2 separate regions of the Homo sapiens genome follow, and region 2 is linked to region 1. Evidence: read pairs that join two places in POLR2A ChIA-PET (ENCODE). Cell type or tissue: MCF 10A. All regions are shown on one strand. Each heading gives the region's core, and the rest is flanking DNA. Links, peaks and the distances in the headings are about the cores only.

Region 1 (5,000 bases), core at 1-5,000:
CTTTTCTGCTGTTCACTCTTTTTTTTTTTTTTTTTTTTTTTTTGAGACGGAGTCTCGCTCTGTCGCCCAGGCCGGACTGCGGACTGCAGTGGCGCAATCTCGGCTCACTGCAAGCTCCGCTTCCCGGGTTCACGCCATTCTCCTGCCTCAGCCTCCCGAGTAGCTGGGACTACAGGCGCCCGCCACCGCGCCCGGCTAATTTTTTGTATTTTTAGTAGCTCCTCCTTAAGATATCTTCCCCGTTTGACTCTTTTTATTGAGAATACCTGTGTATATCTGAGAGACATGGGGAGGAGATATACTACTATAGATAACTATGAAGATAGATATGAAGATAGTGTCCAAGTCCAGCTGATAATTGTTGCACTGACAGGACCCACCTGGCCTCTGCAGGGAGTTCATTCAGACATATTCCTGCAGCTAGCTACATGCTGGGTATTAAGGGATCATGTTTCAAAGAATGAGAGCCTGCAGCCATGAAGAGAAGTCAAGAGATACCATCTCAACTTTACTAGGTAGGTTTACCCAAGCATGCAGATGCTGGCCCTCTGCTTCCACCACCTCTCAATTGTTGTGGGGCAATACCGGTCCACATCAGCTGAAAAAGCACCTGGTGAAGCACCCTAACTGACCTGTACAACTGGGATCACTTTGCGGCCTGTTACAGAGCTATGGCAATGCAGTAGGCCTCTCTTCCAGATAGCACTCCTCCTAAGCACCTGCTTCTGATAAACTGTAAAGTTTGTGTTGCTTCCCCACACTTCCTTTTCTATACCTGTCTCTCCTTTGGTATATAAATCTTCATTCTCCCAGAGATATAGGAGCCTAAGTTTCCTTCCCTTGACAAAAATTAACTTTTAAATTGTTTGGCAAACCCATTTACATTAAGGTATAAAAAACTGTGTCTTGATTTAAAGAAATAAATGACAAAGTGTGGTAGTTGAGGCAGGAGTACACATTTAGGAAAGGTCTCAGTGGCAGCCCCTTGCCTCACATTCAGAGTTTTTTATTTAATCTATGTACGGTCAGCACTGCTAGGTGAGAGTGATAATTATGCAGTTGCCAATGATATAAACATTTACTATTCATTTTTAGGCTTATATGTACAATGGACAATCAGAGAGACCCTCGGTCAGTTTGTAGTCAATAGAAAGACCAAAAATTAATTTTGTTTCAGTGCGATACAAATTTAATTAAGAAGATTTTTTAAAATATGTCATTCCTAAGTAAAGCAGCCACCCCAGTTGTGCCTGGCCCACAGTTGCCAGAGGATCTGATGCTTGTGTCTGGGGCCATGTGGGTGGATGTTAAACAGCCCATATGGTATGATGTTCATTTCCTGTATTCCAAGCAAACAGCAGGTGGACTGCCTTCCTACTGCCTTTTAACAGGCAAATCAGCTAGAAAATCTAGAATGTGGTGGGCAATGCAAGATCACAGGAAAAGTCGAAGGGCACTGAGAAAGAAATAAGCATGTCCTACATGCTGATGATAATGATAATATTATAATGGGGCAATATTAGAGAGTATTAAATATATTTGTATTTATAATTAACTCTAGTTCTTAAGTGACCCGTAGTTCTCATATCAAGAGTCATGCAGTTTCTTATCATGTAGGGATTCAACCTTTCTGTCATCAAAGTTGAGCAGTGGAGCTTAATGGTGTAAGGGAAGTTCCTGCAAACAAGAAGATAAAGGAGAAGGCCTATCCCAATCAGCACCTAAAAAGCATGGACAAGAGAGTAAGGAAACGTAAAGGAAGCAGGCTATCTGACATGTGAACTGAATTTGGCCGGAATGGCAGAGGGTTGTTACTTAGGTTGAATAAAAAGCCAAAACAGAGGGAGTTTTGATCTACTCCCACTTTGAAACACTGGAATGAGACCTCCATGCAAGGCACTCTGCCAGCCTCTGGCAGAGGGTTAGAGTGGATGGGTTGAAGAGAAATAGGACAGGCAGGTAGTGCTCTTTGTTCCCTATGGTCTGTACATGGTATGCAGTGAATCTAGAAAGTTCCTGTGTGTGCCAGTGAGGAAATAGGGAGAGTCTGGGAAGACTGTTGGAATTGCAGAGGCCTAGAGTTGGGAAAAGAAGGCCTGCAAGCTCAGGACCTTCAGTGACTGGAGGCAATGTCAAGTCAGGCATGTCAAGGCAGCAACGGATACCATTGTTTACCAAAAGACCCAAAGGAACCAGTTTTCCTGCAATAGATGCCAGTGCAGTGACTAATCATCCATTCCATGGCCAGACAGATTAAGAAAGATAACAGGTAAATTTCCTCTGTCACCAGGAAACCTCATAAGCTTTTACCCTATACAAAGAAATCTTTAAAAGAAAATTACATAGTGTGGGGGCAACAGTCTCATTATAAAGATGGACTTTAGACTGATTAAATATTTCCTTGAAAGGATTTTAAAACCAAAATGTAACATGGTTTCTTCCACCACCATGAGCCACACCCTGCTATCCAGCAAAGGGTTAGGAGAAAAATCTATTAAAAGAAGTAGGCCAGGTGCAGTGGCTCATGCCTGTAATCCCAGCACTTTGGGAGGCTGAGGCAGGTGGATAATTTGAGGTCAGGAGTTCAAGACCAGCCTGACCAACATGGTGAAACCCCATCTCTACTAAAAATACAAAAATTAGCCAGGTGTGGGGGCACATGCCTATAATCCCAGCAACTTGGGAGGCTGAGGCGGAAGAATTGCTTGAACCTGGGAGACAGAGGTTGCAGTGAGTCAAGATCGCGCCATTGTACTACAGCCTGGGCAACAGAACAAGACCGTTTGAAAAAAAAAAGAAAAAAAAAAAGGAAGAAGCTATATTTTCTTTGCACATTTCAATAGAATGTGTAAATTTGCTACCCTGTTATCAAATGAACATTTATTGAATGTCAACAACATGCCAGGTATTGTACAAAATGTTAAATAAAACCTAATTTTATTTACTCCTGACTGTGGAGTAGGTACTATTCTTACTATTCTTATCCTCCTTTTACAGTTGAAGAACTTGAAGCACAGTATGATGAGGTAACTTTCTCTAAATCAATGATGGGATGAGGATTTGATCTCAAGTACTCTGATGCAGAACCTGTACTCTTACATACATTCTCAAAAGCCTTCTTATTGTGTGTTATATAATTAAGAGTTTCCTACATACGCCTCTCTTATTTGACTAAGAAGAATTTTGAAATAATACTGTTTGATGATAAAAGGAGACTACCTAACAATATGGGAAGCATGAAATTATTTATACAAATTGTGTATTTTTATACACAGAGAGTTATCTGAAGTGACATTCGCCAAGAGATTGAGAATTGTTGACCCTGAGGAGTAGGATTTAGAATGACTTTTAAATTTTTCTTTATTCTTTTTTGTTTAACTACAATTTATTTACTTATTTTTGAGATGGAGTCTCACTCTGTCGCCCAGGCTGGAGTGCAGTGGCGTGATCTTGGCTCACTGCAACCTCCACTTCCCGGGTTCAAGTGATTCTCCTGTCTCAGCCTCCTGAGTAGCTGGGACTACAGGCGTGCGCCACCACACCTGGCTAATTTTTTTGTATTTTCAGTAGAGATGGGGTTTCACTGTATTGGCCAGGATGGTCTCGATCTCCTGACCTCATAATCCACCCGCCTTGGCCTCCCAAAATGCTGGGATTACAGGCATAAGCCACTGTGCCCAGCCTTTAACTACAATTTTTATATAATTACAGATTCACTTTATAAGCACAATAATACAATGAGGCTTGTATTAGAAAAGAACTGGCTTCACTAAAATAATAAATCAGAAAATCTGCTGCTTAACACGTGCAATTTTATTTCTTTTCTGCTGCAGGTCAGGCAGCTTCCTTTCCAATAGGAACTTGGCAATCCAGTCTACTTCTATCTTATAATTCCACCATTTTAACCAGCGGTTTCTAGGGACACAGAGGCAGAGGATGAAAGAGAATGAAGAATTTACACCTGCTGTTAAATGCCTTCATTGGCCCAGAACAAGTTACATGGCCACAATTAAATTCTAAAGGATGGGAAGTGTGGTTTCCATGTGCCCCAGAAGGCAAAAACTGGATATAGATAAACACGAGTAATCTCTACCACAATGTGATTTCCATTTTGAAGACCATTAAAATAGAGGATGGCCTCTAGAGTCAGGCTGCCTGGGTTCATCTCCCAGCTTAGACACTTATTGACTAAGTGACTTTCAACAAGTCATTGTGCCTCAGTTTCCTCACTTGTCCAATGAGAATAATAGGGTTGCTATTCAGATTAAGTGAGATTGTATGTTGACAAGTACAATAGATTGTGCACAAAGATGGCTATGATAGATCCTCCTGTTCCTATACACCTATCCATTTGCAATGTGACTTTTCTACTCCTCCCATCAAAAGGTGATGTTTTATTCCCCCATGGATCTAGGTTATACCTAGATCCTGTGATTTGCTTTGACCAACAGAATATGGTAGAAATGATATGTATTCCAGGCCTAGAATACAAGCAGCTTGCAGCTTCTCTCACCTCTTGGAATTCTGCTCTGAAACTCCCATGTGAAGAAGCCTGATCTAACCTACAGAAGGATGAAAGATCACATGGAAGAGAGACAAACTCCCCGTTGAAGCCCCCTCGGCTAACCAGTTGTAGCCATTTCCAATCACCACACATACAAGAGAAGACTAGTTAGGCCATCAGAGCTGGCAGATAATTTGCAGTCACATCCATGATCCCAGGCAAGAAAAGCAGAAATACCATGCAGCGGAGTCCAGCCCAAATTGCTGATTCACAGAATTGTGAGCAAATACAATGGTTGTTGTTTTAAGCCACTAAATTTAGCACGGTGTCTGGCTTAACACAATGCCTGGCACACAGTAAGTACTTACTAAATGTCAAATGTAATGGCGTTATCATTATTATCTTCATTTAATTTAAAGCTCATAAGATTTCTATAAGGCAGACAGAGCAGGAATTTCTAATCTCATTTCATAGGTGGGGAAATAAAAGGCCAGAG
Region 2 (7,325 bases), core at 1-5,000, 65 kb after region 1:
ACAAATGTATAATGACATGTGTCCACCATTATAGTATTACGCAGAGTTTTTCTGCCCTGGAAGTCTTCCACGCTCTGTTCATCTTTCCCTCCCTGCAAACTCCTGGCAACCACTGATTTTTTTTACTCTCTCCTTAGTTTTGCCTTTTCCAGAATGTCATATAGTTGGAATCATACAGTATGCAGACTTTTCACTTAGTAAATGCATTTAAGTTTCTTCCATGTTCCCCAACTCCTATATCTTGTTTTCTGTTCAGAGTTAAATAGTATTTCATTGTTTGGATGTATCATAATTTATCTCTTCACCTCCTGTAGGGCATCTTGGTTGTTTCCACCTTTTGGCAATTATGAATAAAGCTGCTGGAAATATTCATATGAAGGGTTTTGTCTGGAAAGATATCAGTTCATTTGGGTAAATTCCAAAGAGCATGATTGCTGAATTATATGGTAAGAGTATGTTTAGTTTTATAAGAAATTGCCAAACTGTCTTCCAAAGTGGCTGCATCGTTTTTCATTCCCACCAACAGTGAATAAGAGTTGCTTTGGCGGGGCCGGGCGCGGTGGCTCATGCCTGTAATCCCAGCACTTTGGGGAGGCCAAGGCAGGCGGATCACCTCAGGTCAAGAGTTCGAGACCAGCCTGGCCAACATGGTGAAACCCCATCTCTACTGAAAAAAATACAGAAAAATTAGCTGGGGATGGTGTTGCATGCCTGTAATCCCAGCCTCTTTGGAGGCTGAGGCAGGAGAATGGCGTGAACCCAGGAGGTGGAGGTTGCAGTGAGCCAATGTCGCACCACTGCACTCCAGTCTGGGTGACAGAGCCAGACTTCATCTCAAAAAAAAAAAAAAAAAAAAAAAGAGTTACTGTTGCTCACCAACATTTGCTGTAGTCAGTGTTCTAGATTTTGACCATTCCAATAGGTGTATAGTAATATCTCTGTTATGCCCTTTTTAAAGCCAAGTCCAAAGGCTAATAGAAGCTCTTAACCAATGGTCTCTTCTGGTATGTAAGCGGCTATTCTGGTCAAACTACCCATTTAATGAACGACTAGTTTCATGGGCCTGTGTTCTCAGTATCTGTATAATAGTGGTAAACATCATCTGTGGGAGACAATCAACAGTAAGCAGTCTTTCAGTCGTGTCCACAAGCGCCCAGTGCACCTGTGAGTTATAGCCTGCCCTAGGCCATTTTATTTGGGGCTTAAAAGTGGAATAGAATATTTTGAGTGATTATTCAATTTTCCCCATGAAGTCAGCAGGGGAATCAGGCTACTGATTACAGATCATAATTTCTTTTTTTTGGAGTAGGGGAAATAAACAAATGCATAGTCACCTTTTTGAGTAGCTTTTGTATGTTAGGCCAGATCTGTTGGTTTGTCCTATGAGTGAGAATGTGATTGTGGATTATATGATTCAGTGTAGTGAGGGTTATTGTGGGGTGGTGGTCTTAGAGAAGGTGAGGAAATGCAATTGTGGGCAGTAATTGGATGGCTTCAAAGTTCTCAGCTAGTTGCTGGCATTCTCCGTGTATAAGCAGGGCCTCAGGTGGTTCTCTAGGGTGTGTACCTCTTCCAGGCAGTTTCAGACCTTTGGTATGTGTTTGGTTTGGAAATCAAGGCCTATAATAAATCACTGATATTTAAGTGTCTCTCTGACTGTAAAATTAATCCTTTATTGTAGAAGTTAAGGGAAATACAGAAGTACAAGGTGTTTTGAAGTTATAATAGAAAAATATGTTGGTCTGGCATGATTAGAAAACCTGGCTATTTTAAACATCAACAGTGTAATGGTTTCATTAACCAATAAAATCTGCCATATAGTTGATGTTGTATATTTTGGATTATTTACTCTGGAAGTCTAATATGTTATTTTCAATTTTTAAGACTTTTGTCAGACTCTGAAGCTACAAATCGATATTGCCTTTATAAATGTGACGATGAGAGTGTGATGTCTTTTTTCCCCCCGTTTAGAAAAGTATTTCTTAGATTCTTATGGAAACACACAACTTTAGACACAACTTTGAGGAAAATATGACCTCACAGTTAGGTCTAACTGTACACAAGTCTTCTTAAAGAGGCCATTCTCCTATTTCTTCAGCATTTACGAGTTTTTTCACATTTGTAAGTATCTTCTATGTGTTTCATATACTCTATTTGTACTTAATTTTTAAAAACCGTTTGTTTTTTTTGTGTGTGTGTGACAGCTTTATTACCCAGACTGGAGTGCAGTGGTGCGATCTCAGTTCACTGCAACCTCTGCCCCCCAGGTTCAAGTGATTCTCATGCCTCAGCCTCCCTACTAGCTGGGACTACAGGCATGCGCCACCATGCCCACCTAGTTTTGTATTTTTAGTGGAGGTGGTGTTTACCATGTTGTCCAGGCTGGTCTCAGAACTCCTGGCCTAAAGTGATCCACCCACCTCTGCCTCCCAAAGTGCTAGGATTACAGGTGTGAGCTACCATGCCCAGCCAAAAGCTGAAATTTTAAAGGTCATGACAGTCTTTTACAGTGCTTCCTATTTGCTAGAGATGGGGAATCATTAGAGAATTCACAGTATCTGGTTTGTGGTGACTCTTGTTCAGGACCAGAGAGGCTGGTCTACAGCAAAAATTGAAGGTAGCCATTGCTTGCTTAAACATATTGAATGACTCCCCATTGTCCTTGGATCCAGGTGAACCTTCTGGTGGTTTACCAGGCTCTGCATGATTGGAATGCCCTGCTTGCTTCACAGCCACACCTCTTACATGCGTTTAGCCCAGTGTGCATTCTCTAAGCTCTCACATCACTCCTTTACTACTAGCACCCAGAACTTCAGTAGATTTCCTCTGGCTCCTCAATGGTGCCGCTCGTCCCCTTAAATGTTCTTCTGTATTCCTCCCCTCTTTTCTACCTTGTCAGTTGAAATAGACTGTACTGCCTTCTCCACCTGAACCCCTTCCTGGTATGCCCTGATACTTCCTCTTTGTCAGCCACACACCGGGGTATGCACCTGCTACTGGGGTATGCACCTACTTCCGTGGTTCCATAGACACCACCCCCCCCACCCCACGTCACTGACACTCGACTATCGAGATCTTTCCCGGTTCATGTGTAAATTTCTTTGGGGGCAGAATTTGCCTTGTTCATCACATTCCTCAGTGCTTGGCATGTGAGAAACACCCAGAAATTTGTTGAGCTGGCTCCAGAGGCACGGGTATGTATGTACTTGTTTCTTTCTGTGATGAAGGTGCCAACACTCTCTCTGGGACCTTGTCTTCATAGAGCCACTCCCCTGCCACAACAGCAAACACTTTCTTTACCATAGTTGATGAAACAGACCAGATATGTGAATGGATGCATTGTATACTTTGGGGGACCATTGCAATCAGTGTGCCCTTGCCTTCTAGCTTTGGGTGATGTGGGCTACCTTGCAGCATACACCTGGGTGTTCCTGATAACATTTTATCTGAAAGGGGACAAAGTATTTTCAGGTTCTCCTTTCTAAGTGTTTCTGAGCAGGGCTTGGAGGAAAAAGTAGCCCCATTGGAAGTGTTCAGATTTGCTGCCTTGGTTTTGGTGATGGTGGCAGATCATTCCAGGTGTTTCCTATGACTCTTTAATGTTGAAATGCACCACTGGGAAACAACTCTGGCCCATTGCAGGGGGATGCAGTAATGCAAATAAATACTGGTGACCTGTAGCAGTGATGGGGGAAGCATCTGAAAACAGGGTAGGGGGATTGTTGAATTCTTACGTCTGCTGTGTCTTGCAGAGACACAAGTGTCACCACAGTGTATTTGTGTGTGTGTGTTTTCCTTAAATCATGCCTTGCCGAAATAATTGTGTTTACACTTCAAAATGCTAATCCAAACTACTGAACTGCAGTCAGGCTGAGTAAGGAATAATGGTAATCTTTTCTGTCCTCTCTGCATACTTTTTTTCCTTAGTGGGTAGGTGTTGCTTTTTGTTTTCAATCACATTGTGGTTGTTTTCAGGTATATTGAATTGTCAAAGTTGGCAGAGTAAATGTTCACAGGTTCAATATGTTCCTGCTTGGTGATGGTTGCAATTTTCTTGACAGAGGAACTAATCCTCTGGAAAATATTTTTAATTGTGAGGATCTTGGGGTGGTGTTAACTTGCAGATTCTTCCTACTTCTCCAAGGCTGTCAAATTTTCTTATCTTTTATGGCTGTGAAATGCACAGCTGTGAAGTCTATTCCAACCCTGATACCAGTAAATTGCAAAGGTCACTTTGTGTAGGTTCTCTCTTTAGGGATAAGTATTCTTTTAAAAAAGGCTTAACAATATGATTGATGGTCATTTAGAATTAACCCTCCCCTTTACTTATTGGTTCCTGGATCAGACATATGGAGTGCAATTTAATGATTATAGTTCATTACAATACTCATTTGTTTTTTGCTGGGAGATTTTTCTGGTCTCCCCTCTCTGCCCCCGCCTTTGTTTCTTCAGTAAGGTACAAAATGGCATGTAATAAATAAAATAAATATAGCCTCAAAGAGGCAGGATTCAGCTGTCAAGTGCTTATAATACTGTGTGCTGGATACAAATATCCAAAAGGAATGTTAGGGCTCTCCCGGTAGCATAGCGAGGATTGCACTTGACTTTCATTCAGCCTGGCCCTGGCCTGGTGCTGTAGGGAATACAGAGCAGAGGGAAACAGCCTTTCTCTCCAGCCTTGGGGATTGTGCAGTGCAGAAGGAACCAACACACACATGGATGCAGGAAGGGAAGCTTAGGCCGACTCCTGTAGGGGTTCCCAGGGAGGGGAATTTTACCTTCCAGCTTCCAAAATGAAGTTCATCTATCTCTGTGAATATCTTTAAGGGTAACAAGTTATCACATTCATTCACAGTTTAATTAGCTTGTAGTTTATTATGTAAGGCAGAGATGGGGAGAGCTGTTGCTCAATTTATGCTGAGGTGGCACTGGGAGGCTTTTGGTTTGTTTTTAATTTTTGTTTTTATGTGATGATGATTGAAAAGAAATGTCATTGATATTTTAATTTCATAATCTGCATCTGTCAGTACATGGAAATTATCTAGGTGGTTTTTTTCCCTCTATTCCTGTTTCTTTCATGGAATAATGGTGGATGGACGGAATTTCTCAAGTTTTTAATCCGAAACTATCTGAAAGCAAAGACTTCTTGCAGTAAAATTAGAGGTACTATTTTATAGGAAATTTTGAATTCTAGTTTTTTACAAAAGCAGTGCTGATTGATGGGCTAATCTTCCATGCATCTGTTCCAGATCAATCCAGCCTTGTGGTGCCAGGTGTGTGTCCAAAGTGATCTGGGTAATACCCACCAGGGCATCTCAGGGCACTGAGGATCAAATGAGGCCACTTGGTACTGCAGAGCAGAGTTGGGATGTTCAGCCAGGCATAAGTCATCATTCAAAAAGTTTTCCATAGGAGGAAGGACGAGAGTAAAAGAATGAAAGCAGCAGGGATTATGGGTGACCTAAAGAAAATTCTTAGAAATCTAGTTACCTGTGTTAAACACTTCACCTGTTGCTTCTATAAGTGAACAGTTTGAGTCTTTTGTGCTGTCTGCTTGTTGAGATTGAATTAGAGAGGCTAAAAGGGACAGATCTGAGAGAAAAATAATTATACCTGGAGTTTCATATAGATAACTTTTCAACTCATGAAATTACTTGTATGCAAGCTTGACTTTTTAAAAATTATCCTAATAGGCCAGGTGTGATGGCTCACGCCTGTAATCCCAGCACTTTGGGGAGGCCGAGGCAGGCGGATCACCTGAGGTCGGGAGTTTGAGACCAGCCTGACTAACATGGAGAAACCCCTTCTCTACTAAAAATACAAAAAATTAGCTGGGCATGGTGGTGCATGCCTGTAATCCCAGCTACTCGGGAGGCTGAGGCAGGAGAATCGCTTGAACCCGGGAGGTGGAGGTTGCGGTGAGCCGAGATTGCACCATTTTACTCCAGCCTGGGCAACAGGAGTGAAACTCCATCTCAAAAAAAAAAAAAATTATCCTAATATACCAACTCAAATGATAACTTTTATTCTACTGAGAGATGTTTTTTGTGGGGTGGAGTTCTTCACTAGACCAGAGTTTATCTAAACAAAGACATCCGTTGAGTCAAAACATCGTGTCTTCACTTCATTTAGTAGCCCTACTAATCTTTGAGGAAAAAATTGACTAGGTGATTTTATTGTTTTTATTAACCAAAGAGTACTGTTTTAAGTGTATTCTCCATAAAGTAGAGTTAGACTTCTTCAGGTTCAAATCACTACCTGGTAAGGGTTTATGTCCCTTGGAAAGTATATTAACTGTTTTATGCCATTTTGAGCCTTGCATGCATGGGGTTTATATTGTGAAATACCTTAGGTACCCAGAGAAGAGTACCAGTGACTTTTTTTGCATTTTTTTTTGTGATAAAAACATACACAACATATAATTCACCATTTTAACCATTTGTAAGTGTACAATTCAGTGGCTTTAAGTACATTCACAGTGTTTTGCAACCATCACCATTATCCATATCCAGAACTTTTCATCATCCCAAAAGGAAACTCTGTACCCATTAAACAATAACACCCATTTTTTTTTCCTCCCTGGTAAACCTCTATTCCTAGTGACTTAATTTTTTTTGTTTGTTTGTTTTTGTTCTTGTTTTTGTTTGTTTTTTTTTTTAAAGAAAGACTTACTCTGGTCTACAAAAGCTGCTAGCTGCTTTTTACTGTCCTGGTCTTGAAGTTATAAATTTGGACCTTAAGTGTTGATGTCTTATTTTAACTTAAGTTTGTACTGCCTGTTAGCTGTCCCATATATGGTTCTTTTCTGTCACTCAGCAAATGTGCAGTGCCCTAGCCCTACGCCCAGCTCTGGGCTTGGTGCCAGTAAGCACCCAGATGTGGAGATGCTGGATGAGGGAATAACCCATGGCAAGAGCTTGTCCTCCAGGAGGGAAGGGTCATCCCCCCATATCTTACCCCCAACACTTCACAGATCATGGTTGCTTTTTATTTTTTATTTTTAATGAAATGTATGCATTTAATTTCCTTGATAGCATTTGGAATAAACTGTAATTTTATTTTTTAAATTACTTATTTTTATACTCACAGGTACAGTTTATTACAGGGAAAGGATGCAGGTTAAAATCAGTCAAGGGAAAAAGCATATAGGGCAGAGTCCAGGAACGTTTTTCATTGTGGAGCTTCTAGTTATCCTCTCCCCGTGGAGTGTGCACAACATTACTTTCCTGGCAACAACGTGTGACAATACACATGGAGTATTGCCAACCAGCGAAGTTTGGCCAAGCCTTGGGCTGCAGAATTTTTACTGGGGCTCATCACATAGA

Evidence for each region. ChIA-PET counts read pairs that join two places held together with the same protein. Peaks named below come from ENCODE experiments on the same cell type or tissue, not always from the same donor. Only the 100,000 strongest peaks of a DNase experiment are listed, where the experiment ranks them.
Region 2: POLR2A ChIA-PET joins it to region 1 with 5 read pairs; 7 of 35 experiments call an interaction of 5 or more read pairs at or near these places.

The regions. Positions count from the first base shown.
Region 1 is chr10:59,962,768-59,967,767 of GRCh38, reverse strand. No RefSeq gene overlaps it. Among named protein-coding and RNA genes, the nearest start is that of LINC01553, 4.4 kb to the right of the region's middle. In MCF 10A, for the core only: no CTCF peak of the experiment used is centred there; a DNase peak (open chromatin) is centred at 2,187.
Region 2 is chr10:59,895,923-59,903,247 of GRCh38, reverse strand. The region is part of intron 1 of CCDC6 (coiled-coil domain containing 6); the gene reads left to right. Among named protein-coding and RNA genes, the nearest start is that of CCDC6, 7.0 kb to the left of the region's middle. In MCF 10A, for the core only: no CTCF peak of the experiment used is centred there; no DNase peak of the experiment used is centred there.